2 separate regions of the Homo sapiens genome follow, and region 1 is linked to region 2. The links are chromatin contacts, found by Hi-C or POLR2A ChIA-PET in ENCODE. All regions are on one chromosome and are shown on one strand. The core of a region is the stretch at or near the end of the contact, and the rest is flanking DNA. Distances in the headings are between cores, read along the strand shown. Region 1 has its middle 45 kb from the start of TTC39A-AS1. Region 2 holds the start of OSBPL9 (oxysterol binding protein like 9).

What was found. Hi-C counts contacts between places; a loop is a spot of excess contacts on that map. ChIA-PET counts read pairs that join two places held with the same protein, here RNA polymerase II (POLR2A). Pooled maps may share reads with other maps.
Region 1: a pooled map shows a loop between it and region 2 (5-fold over the local background). The contact joins the enhancer-like site here to the promoter of OSBPL9 in region 2. A Hi-C loop is called at or near these places in 1 of 37 single-sample maps with no recorded cell type and 3 of 50 pooled maps. POLR2A ChIA-PET finds 5 or more read pairs at or near these places in 1 of 52 experiments (PC-3).

The regions. Positions count from the first base shown.
Region 1 is chr1:51,282,779-51,286,888 of GRCh38, forward strand. No RefSeq gene overlaps it. Among named protein-coding and RNA genes, the nearest start is that of TTC39A-AS1, 45 kb to the right of the region's middle. Within about 2 kb of position 2,018, at least 2 of the 41 ENCODE cell types and tissues checked have a DNase peak (open chromatin) inside an H3K27ac peak, as active enhancers do.
Region 2 is chr1:51,615,498-51,619,416 of GRCh38, forward strand. OSBPL9 (oxysterol binding protein like 9) reads left to right here and starts at 1,595. Exons shown (of 24, transcript NM_024586.6): 1 at 1,595-1,724. The coding sequence starts at 1,614. It overlaps LOC105378719 (a long non-coding RNA gene), which reads right to left. Exons shown (of 3, transcript XR_947339.4): 2 at 1,170-1,213. RefSeq lists enhancers at 1,292-2,200, 2,201-3,108.

The DNA of each region.
Region 1 (4,110 bases), core at 768-3,267, 330 kb before region 2:
AGGAAGTCATCTCAGTACCAGGAGGACAAAGCTGTGGCCCGTGGGCCACTTTGACCCACAAATGTGATGTGCTTAGCCAAGCACTCATAAGTGCTTAAACTATAAAACAGTTTTTAGTGCCTTTGGCATCATATGCTTCCCAGTTTGCCAGTGATCCTCTTTCTTATTGTCTTATACCAAGCCCCTTCTAGCACATGACTTGCTATGCATCAAGCCTCAGTGCAGGCTTCACTTCCCATCTCTGGAGTAGTTGACTGGAACTCTACCTGAGTGGGGATTGGATCATGCCTTTTCCTCCATCATCCCTCGATGATTTTCTGAGCAAATACTGTTGTTTAAGGATTGCTTTTCTTTTGGCTTTTTGCAAGTTAGGCCCTCTCCCTACTTCATGATGCCAAGTGCCAAAGGGAGCCATGCCACAAAGACATGCTCCATGTGTTTGCAGCCAAGCATCTCCAGCGGTTGAGCTATTAGTCAGTACTTCTTCCATTTTCACAGTGGCCCAAGAGTCAGTATAAGCTGGGTCTAACTTTACACAGGATTTTACAGCTTGACCAACAGTGTAGCAAAGTACAGGCTTTAGAGTTCAGCAGCCTGTCTTCAAATCTTACTGCTGCATAATCGTTGTGTGATCTTAGGCAACTTATTTACCTGTGCCTCAGTTTTGCCATCTGCAAAATGACAATGGCCCCACTTCATAGGATTATGTAAATATTATGAGGATTAAATAAATGTAAAGTACTTAGAATAGCAACTGGCACATAATGAGTATTTAATAAATACTAGCTTTTATTCTTTTCCCCAGAGCATATTGGTGTCTGATGTTCTGGAGTGTTTAATGTGGAGGAAGAAAAACAAACCTGATCTAGTCATTTGTGAGACATTAGCTGTGATGTCTCTGATTAAACATCCACTTTTTTTTCTTTTTTAGACAGAGTCTCGCTCTGTCACCCAGGCTGGAGTGCAGAGGCGCGATCTCGGCTCACTGCAAGCTCCACCAACCGGGTTCAAGCAATTCTGCCTCAGCCTCCTGAGTAGCAGGGACTACAGGTGCCTGCCACCACGCCCACTTAATTTTTGTATTTGTAGTAGAGACCGAGTTTCACCATGTTGGCCAGGATGGTCTCAATCTCCTGACCTTGTGATCCACCTGCCTCGGCGTCCCAAAGTGCTGGGATTACAGGCGTGAACCACCACGCCCAGCCAAACATGAACTTTTAACAGTCCATAGAGACCTTCAATAGTTCATTCTATGTCTTCCCAAAGGGCTCTATTCTTATTTTGTCACTTAACAGTTGACTTTATACAGTGGAAGCAGTCATAGATTACTCATTTAGAGATGGAGTTTTCGAGTCCCCAAATGAGGTTTCTTGTTTGTGGACCTAGCCTATTAATCAGTAATGAACTTTGCACTGGAATTCAAAGGAGCCGTGCTAACCCGAGCAGAAGGCACTTTCCGACCTTGGAAGGCTGCATCTGAGGGTGGGCGTGAGAAGTTCCCATTTGCTGCTTGGATTGCAGAATCCAGACACCTCTCATTTATTACTGAATTAGTGTGATGATGCTGAGGATGTTGAGAAGGCACTGTTAGGCTTTAAATTTGAAGTAAACAAGGAAAAGACTGTTGACTCCCATCATCTTAGAAGAAATGATCTTGGGAGTAACTCCAGAGGAAAGGGTCTGGATTTGATTCCTTGAATGGTTCTAGTACTCAGCACACTGGGGCTTTCTTAAAACCTCTTGGTGCCATTCTTCACTTGGGAATCTCCCACCTGGACCTCAGCCAAATCTTGAGTTGGTGTTGGCCTTTTAGGATCCTGGCTTTGATGTCAGGTTGTGGCTTTCTGCTGTGAATGATAACTGTCTTGGAAACACTCCCATTCTGGCTCAAGAGATAAGGAATAGGGCAACCTGCCAACCCATGGGAGAGCTGAGGGCCCAGCACACTGCTAGAAGCCACTCTGCCATTCTGAGGGCCTGTGATCAGTGAGAGGCTGAGGTAGACTTTCTGTTGCCAAGGACCTGTTCAGATCATGTTACATCATTGCTACTTCCCTAACAACTGAATTCATCTTGGGGCACAGGATTTAGACTTTCTCTAAATGAGGATTACTTGCTCTCTGGGTGTTCTGGCTACTGTAGAGCCCCTAAGAAGTCTATTATTTCTGGTTGAATTGCTTAGGGACACAAGGCTTTGGCAGAAAGGTAGGGAAGTGTATCTGTTGCCTCATTTTGCAGATGAAAACCCATAAAGAAACTGTAGAAGGCAGGAAAGAGCCTTAATCTTGTCCAAATTGCTCATTTTTAGAGGATCTGTGACTTTCCCAAGGTTACTTTGAAAATCAGTAGCAAAGTCAGGACTGGAATTCAGGTCTCCTTATTTCCAGGCTCAAACCTTCCACCTGATCTGTGGCCTCTCCATGGCAGATGTGCTGGGAAGGTCTGCACTATTAGAGAAGCAGTGACCACAGATGACTCAAATAAGACATTGAGAGCCTATGACAGAATTTTCACTTTCTTGAAAACGCCCTTGCATAAGGATGTGGTGATGTTAGAAACCCAGTGTTTTCATTGTCCTTCACATATGTATGTATATGTATATATTTGATAGATTATCTCAGAATTTGCAGGTGGGGTACAGGAGGCAAAACCCACTGATTTATCTTATCAGGGCAGCAGAGGTAAAAGTGACATAGGATTAATTAACAAAGCCCAGGAGGAAATAAACAGCAAATGTTGACGAGGAAATCATCTTGACCAAATTTTAAAATGAAAGCACCCGTGGCCGGGCGTGGTGGCTCATGCCTGTAATCCCAGCACTTTGGAAGGCCAAGGCAGGTGGATCACGAGGTCAGGAGATCGAGACCATCCTGGCCAACATGGTGAAACCCCATCTCTACTAAAAATACAAAAATTAGCTGGGCATGGTGGCGCATGCCTGTAATCCCAGCTACTCAGGAGGCTGAGGCAGGAGAATTGCTTGAACCCGGGAGGCAGAGGTTGCAGTGAGCTGAGATCGCGCCACTGCACTCCAGCCTGGTGACATAGCGAGACTGTCTCAAAAAAAAAAAAAAAAAAAAAAGCACCCGAAATGAGTTTTTTTGTAAACTGCAATTTTCCAAAGTATGTGTTTGGTGTCCTGTGAGTAGTGCTGCTTTGATACAGCAGCAGGCAACATTCCAACATGTGGGGAAGCCATGGAGGCCTGTCCTCCTGCAGCCTGTCTCTACCCGCTCACCCTGTCCTGTCCAGGAGCCTAGAAACAGGTTGGTCTCCCAGCATCCAGGCTTTGGAGAAGAGATAGCTTGCAAAGGGATTACTCTCTATGGAGGACATTCTTTTGTTTCATTCTAATAATATGAGAGATTTTTTTTTCATAGCATTTCTACTCTGACAATACTCATTGGAAAAGATAATCTTGGGTGAGGGTTTTTTTGCTTTTTTTCCTAATAATATATTTTGCCTAAAACCCATTACTTCATTCGATGTCACCCATAGGAGGCTGGTCAACTGGATCTTTTTTTTTTTTTTTTGAGATGGAGTCTCCCTCTGTCGCCAGGCTGGAGTACAATGACACGATCTCAGCTCACTGCAACCTCTGCCTACTGGGTTCAAGCGATTCTCCTGCCCAAGTAGCTGGGACTACAGGCATGCGCCACCACGCCCAGCTAATTTTTTAATTTTTAGTAGAGACGAGGTTTCACCATATTGGTCAGGATGGTCTCGATCTCCTGACCTCATGATCCACCCACCTCAACCTCCCAAAGTGCTGGGATTACAGGCGTGAGCCATCGTGCCCGACCGACTGGATCTTTATATATTAACCCAGACCCTTGGCAGATACTCGTGTTTGTTAAATACAGCAATCCTAGAAGATTGGAAAGTTTAACTGGTTCTTCTCTCGTAGAAACTGCATTCATGCATTTGGGGAGTAACGTTTTCACAGATGAATATTTTTACTGTGTGCATGATTTTCCCTACGGGGAAATGGTTAGGTTGAAGTGTGCTGACATCAGAAAGTGAAGAGTAAAACCTGGTGTTGGTCATTGAACCTGAGTTCTCACTTTAACAATCCTAGAGGTTGCAAATTCAGATGCTTTTAGGGGCCAG
Region 2 (3,919 bases), core at 345-2,844:
GTCTCAATCTTATGAAGGGCTTCACTGCTGCTATTCTCTCTTTTCTCTAGGATGTCCCCAGTTTTTCCCTCTCTTGAAAATCAGCAAAGTAATATTCTCTAGTGTCTTCGATCTAAATAATAATTTTAAAAAAGGACAAAGAAAGCCCTTCCCTTGACCACACCTCCGTTTCCAGCTAGTGCCTCATCTTTTAGTTTCCTTTTTAGCTCTTTCTCTTGATATTTGCACGGCTGGCCTTTTCTTATCCTCCATATCTAAGTTTAAAGCCACTTCCTAAGAGGCCTGCCCTATAACCACCCCCTATAAATTAGCTACCCACTGACTTCCTATTAAAATAATTTATTAAATTATTTGCAGTGTTAATCAGTATTGGATATTTTTCTTGTTTACTTGTTTAGTGTTTGCTTTCACCACAGAATTTAAGCTCTGAGAGAGCTTATTCACTGCTGTATTCCCAGGACCTCCAACAGTGCCTAGATATAGTAGGTGGTCAATAAATCCTTTGGTTTTTTTTTTTTTTTTTTTTTTTTTGTGTGAGAGAGAATTTGGCTCTGTCACCCAGGCTGGAGTGCAGTGATGCAATCTCGGCTCCGAGGTTCAAGTGATTCTTGTGCCTCAGCTAGGACTACAGGGTGCGCCACCACGCCCAGATAATTTTTGTATGTTTAGTAGAGATGGGCTTTTACCATGTTGGCCAGGCTGGTCTCGAACGCCTGATCTCAAGTGATCTGCCTGCCTCGGCCACCCAAAGTGCTGGGATAACAGGTGCGAGCCACCGCGCCCAGCCAATAAATGCTTAAATTGCCCCTGTAGGCTGTTAGTGATCTATCCCTACTTCTTTGACCTTATCTCCCACCACTTTCTCCCTGGCTCACTGCTCCACGCACACTGACCTCCTTGTTGATCCCTCAAGATGCCACGCTCACTCCTAACATTTGGTCTTTGCATTTGCTATTCCTTCGTCTTGGAAGGCTCTTCCACCAGGCTCCCTCCTTCGCTTTCTTCAGGTCTTTGCTTAAAAGTTACCTTTTCACTCAGGCCTTCCCTGTTTGGGAATTTAAAATAGCAGTCCCAGCGCTCTCTCCTTCCTTGCTTATGTTTTTCTCCATAGCATTTATGATTTTTTAATGTACGATATAATTTACTATTTATTTTACCATTCCCCTCACCTGTCATGAAGGCTCTGTTGTATCCCCAATGTCTAGAAGAATGCCTAGCACAAAACAGCGAATATTTATTAAATGAATGGATTTGTGGAATGAATGCATAAATGAATATCAGATATGAAATCTTTTGGAAGTGGAAGGTATCATGGCCAGTAAAATTATTTATTAATATGTTCATAATCTTTTTTCTTTACTCTAATCCCATGACAGATTATAAATAATCTTAATAGCAGTATTCACGTTTGCATTCTCGCATCCGTGGCATGGAGTCCTACACACAATAGGCGCCCTAAGAAAGCGTGTTTGACTTGATCGCTGGAGCATCTGCCGGCACCGCCCAGGACCCGCCCAGGACCCGCCCCGCCCCCTGCGGCCCCGCCCCCCGCATGCTGAATGCCATATAGGCGAGTGACGTCAGGCCGTTTGTTGTCATTGGCGGCTCCCAAGATGGCGTCCATCATGGAAGGGCCGCTGAGCAAATGGACTAACGTGATGAAGGGCTGGCAGTACCGTTGGTTCGTGCTGGACTACAATGCAGGACTGCTCTCCTACTACACGGTGAGTCCTTGGAGGGCACAGCTCCAGGCGCCTCGGGGCCGCGTTTCCTGGGTGGAGGTGGGGGACCGGGGTTTTAGGTGGCTGAGTTGAGGTTGCTAGTCTGGGGGTGCCGCCGTACGCGAGGGTTCCCTTGTTGGGGAGGGTTTTACGTCTCGGATAGCCAATGAGGGTGAGGGAGAGAGGGGCGCAGCCAATAAATAGAAACTAGCTGTCTGATTTATGGGTTGGGGGTGAGCCAAGTTTCTTTCTTAGGGTCCGCTATTAAGCGGTAGTGGGGTCCAGCATGGTTGTGAGCGGGTAAGGGTGATCGTAGTCATGGCTTAAAAGGTCCAGTCTTGCGGTTCATGCTGTCTTCATATGTTGTCATGGACTTTACACTGTCCCACCAAGGCCCTGTAGCCGGCCGCACCCCTTAGCTTCCCTCCAGGGATTGAAGAGCTCTGCTTCCTCGGAGGAGTGGCCAGAGGAGCCGGGACAGGTCCAAAAGTGACCAGCCCTCGGGCAACACCAGGGGGTCCGAAATCCCTCCAGTCGGTTCAGGTTGTGTGTCTCATTCAAGGGACGCACCCCTCTATTTAGCGGGAGGCGAGCTCAAACGACGCCTTAACTTTTGAGAGCCAAGGATTTCCTACACGCGAGACTCTTGTCAGCGAAGAGAGACAAGTGATAGTGCAGTGTCCCCTTACAGTTACATTCTGGGTTCAGGGCTTCACTGTTGTTAACATGAGTTGGTGGCCGTGGAAAAGTAGATGAATTGCTGTGAATCTTACGTGGTTGTGTGTGTGTGTGTGTGTGTGTGTGTGGTTTTTTTTTTGAGACGGAGTCTCGCCCTGTTGCCCAGGCTGGCGTGCAATGGCATCATCTCGGCTCACTGCAACTTCTGCCTCTCGGGTTCAAGCGATTCTCCTGCCTCTGGCCTCCCTAGTAGCTGGGATCACAGGCATGCGCCACCACACCCTGCTAATTCTTGTATTTTTAGTAGAGACGGGGTTTCACCATGTTGGCCAGGCTGGTCTTGAACTCCTGACCTCAGGTGATCCACCCGCCTCGGCCTCCCAAAGTACTGGGATTACAGACGTGAGCCACCGCGTCCGGCCTTGAATCTTATGTTTTGACTATCCCCTCCACCCTCATCGCATTCGATATGGAGAGTAGGTGGTATTAGGGAGATAACTTACTTAGAAAGGTACTTTCTCTGAATGGTGTATAGTTGACGATAGCCGATATGAGGGAAGAAAATACATAAGAGGACAAAATAGAATGCCCAGAAAGCTTTAGAAAATAATAGAAGACAGAAAGAAAAACATGATTATGGAAGAAGGATTAAGGTTGATGAGAGAAAGGGGACACTGAATTTATTTGTTCATTTAAAAAATATTATTGAGCTGCTATGTGCGTTTTCATGCCAGCAAGAATAGACAGTAAAAAAGACATTCACTGTTCCTCTTCTCTGGAGCTTATATACTAGCTTGGTGAGTCCTTTAATTCATTTCACTCCTAATAACTCTGCAAGGTGGTTATTCATTATCTCCATTTAATATCCCCAGTTACAGTTTTGAAATCTGAGGCTCCAGGCTTTTAAAGCAATTTGCTCAACATCACATAGCACTAAGTGATGGAATCAGGATGCCAAATTATTGACTTTTTCTACTAAACTTCGCTTTCACTACAGGAAGGAGAAAAGTGTAAGTTGTGAGTTACTAAAGGCAAGCTTGCAAGAGTAAAAGTATTACTTTCATCATCCTTCAACTATCAGCTTTCTTTCTCTACATAGTTTTTAAAGGGAAAAAGACTAAACCTTAATGAGTCTTAAACACATTGTTCAAGATTGTCTTTAGGTGGGCATGAAAGAGAGGCAACTGAATATTATGTCCTGAAAACTCTGGAATTATGAAACCCATGGCTTAGATAAAGGAAAAGTAATATTGGGTTTAAGTAGATGTGATAATCAGAAAATCCCGTAAACTCTATTCAAGATAGAGTGATTTCAGTGAGTGACACTATGCAGTTAAGTTACTTTACAAATCCCAAATTTGTGTGGATCTGAATCTAGGACCATACTGGAGAGGCCCCCAGCTGAGGTTCTTGGGAATGCCTAGCCCAGAAAGAATCTTCCTTTTTCCTCTTTTTCTTCTTTTCATGTATCCTTTTTCTGCTTTGTTGCCCTTTCAGTTTTTGAATACTTGGACAAATAT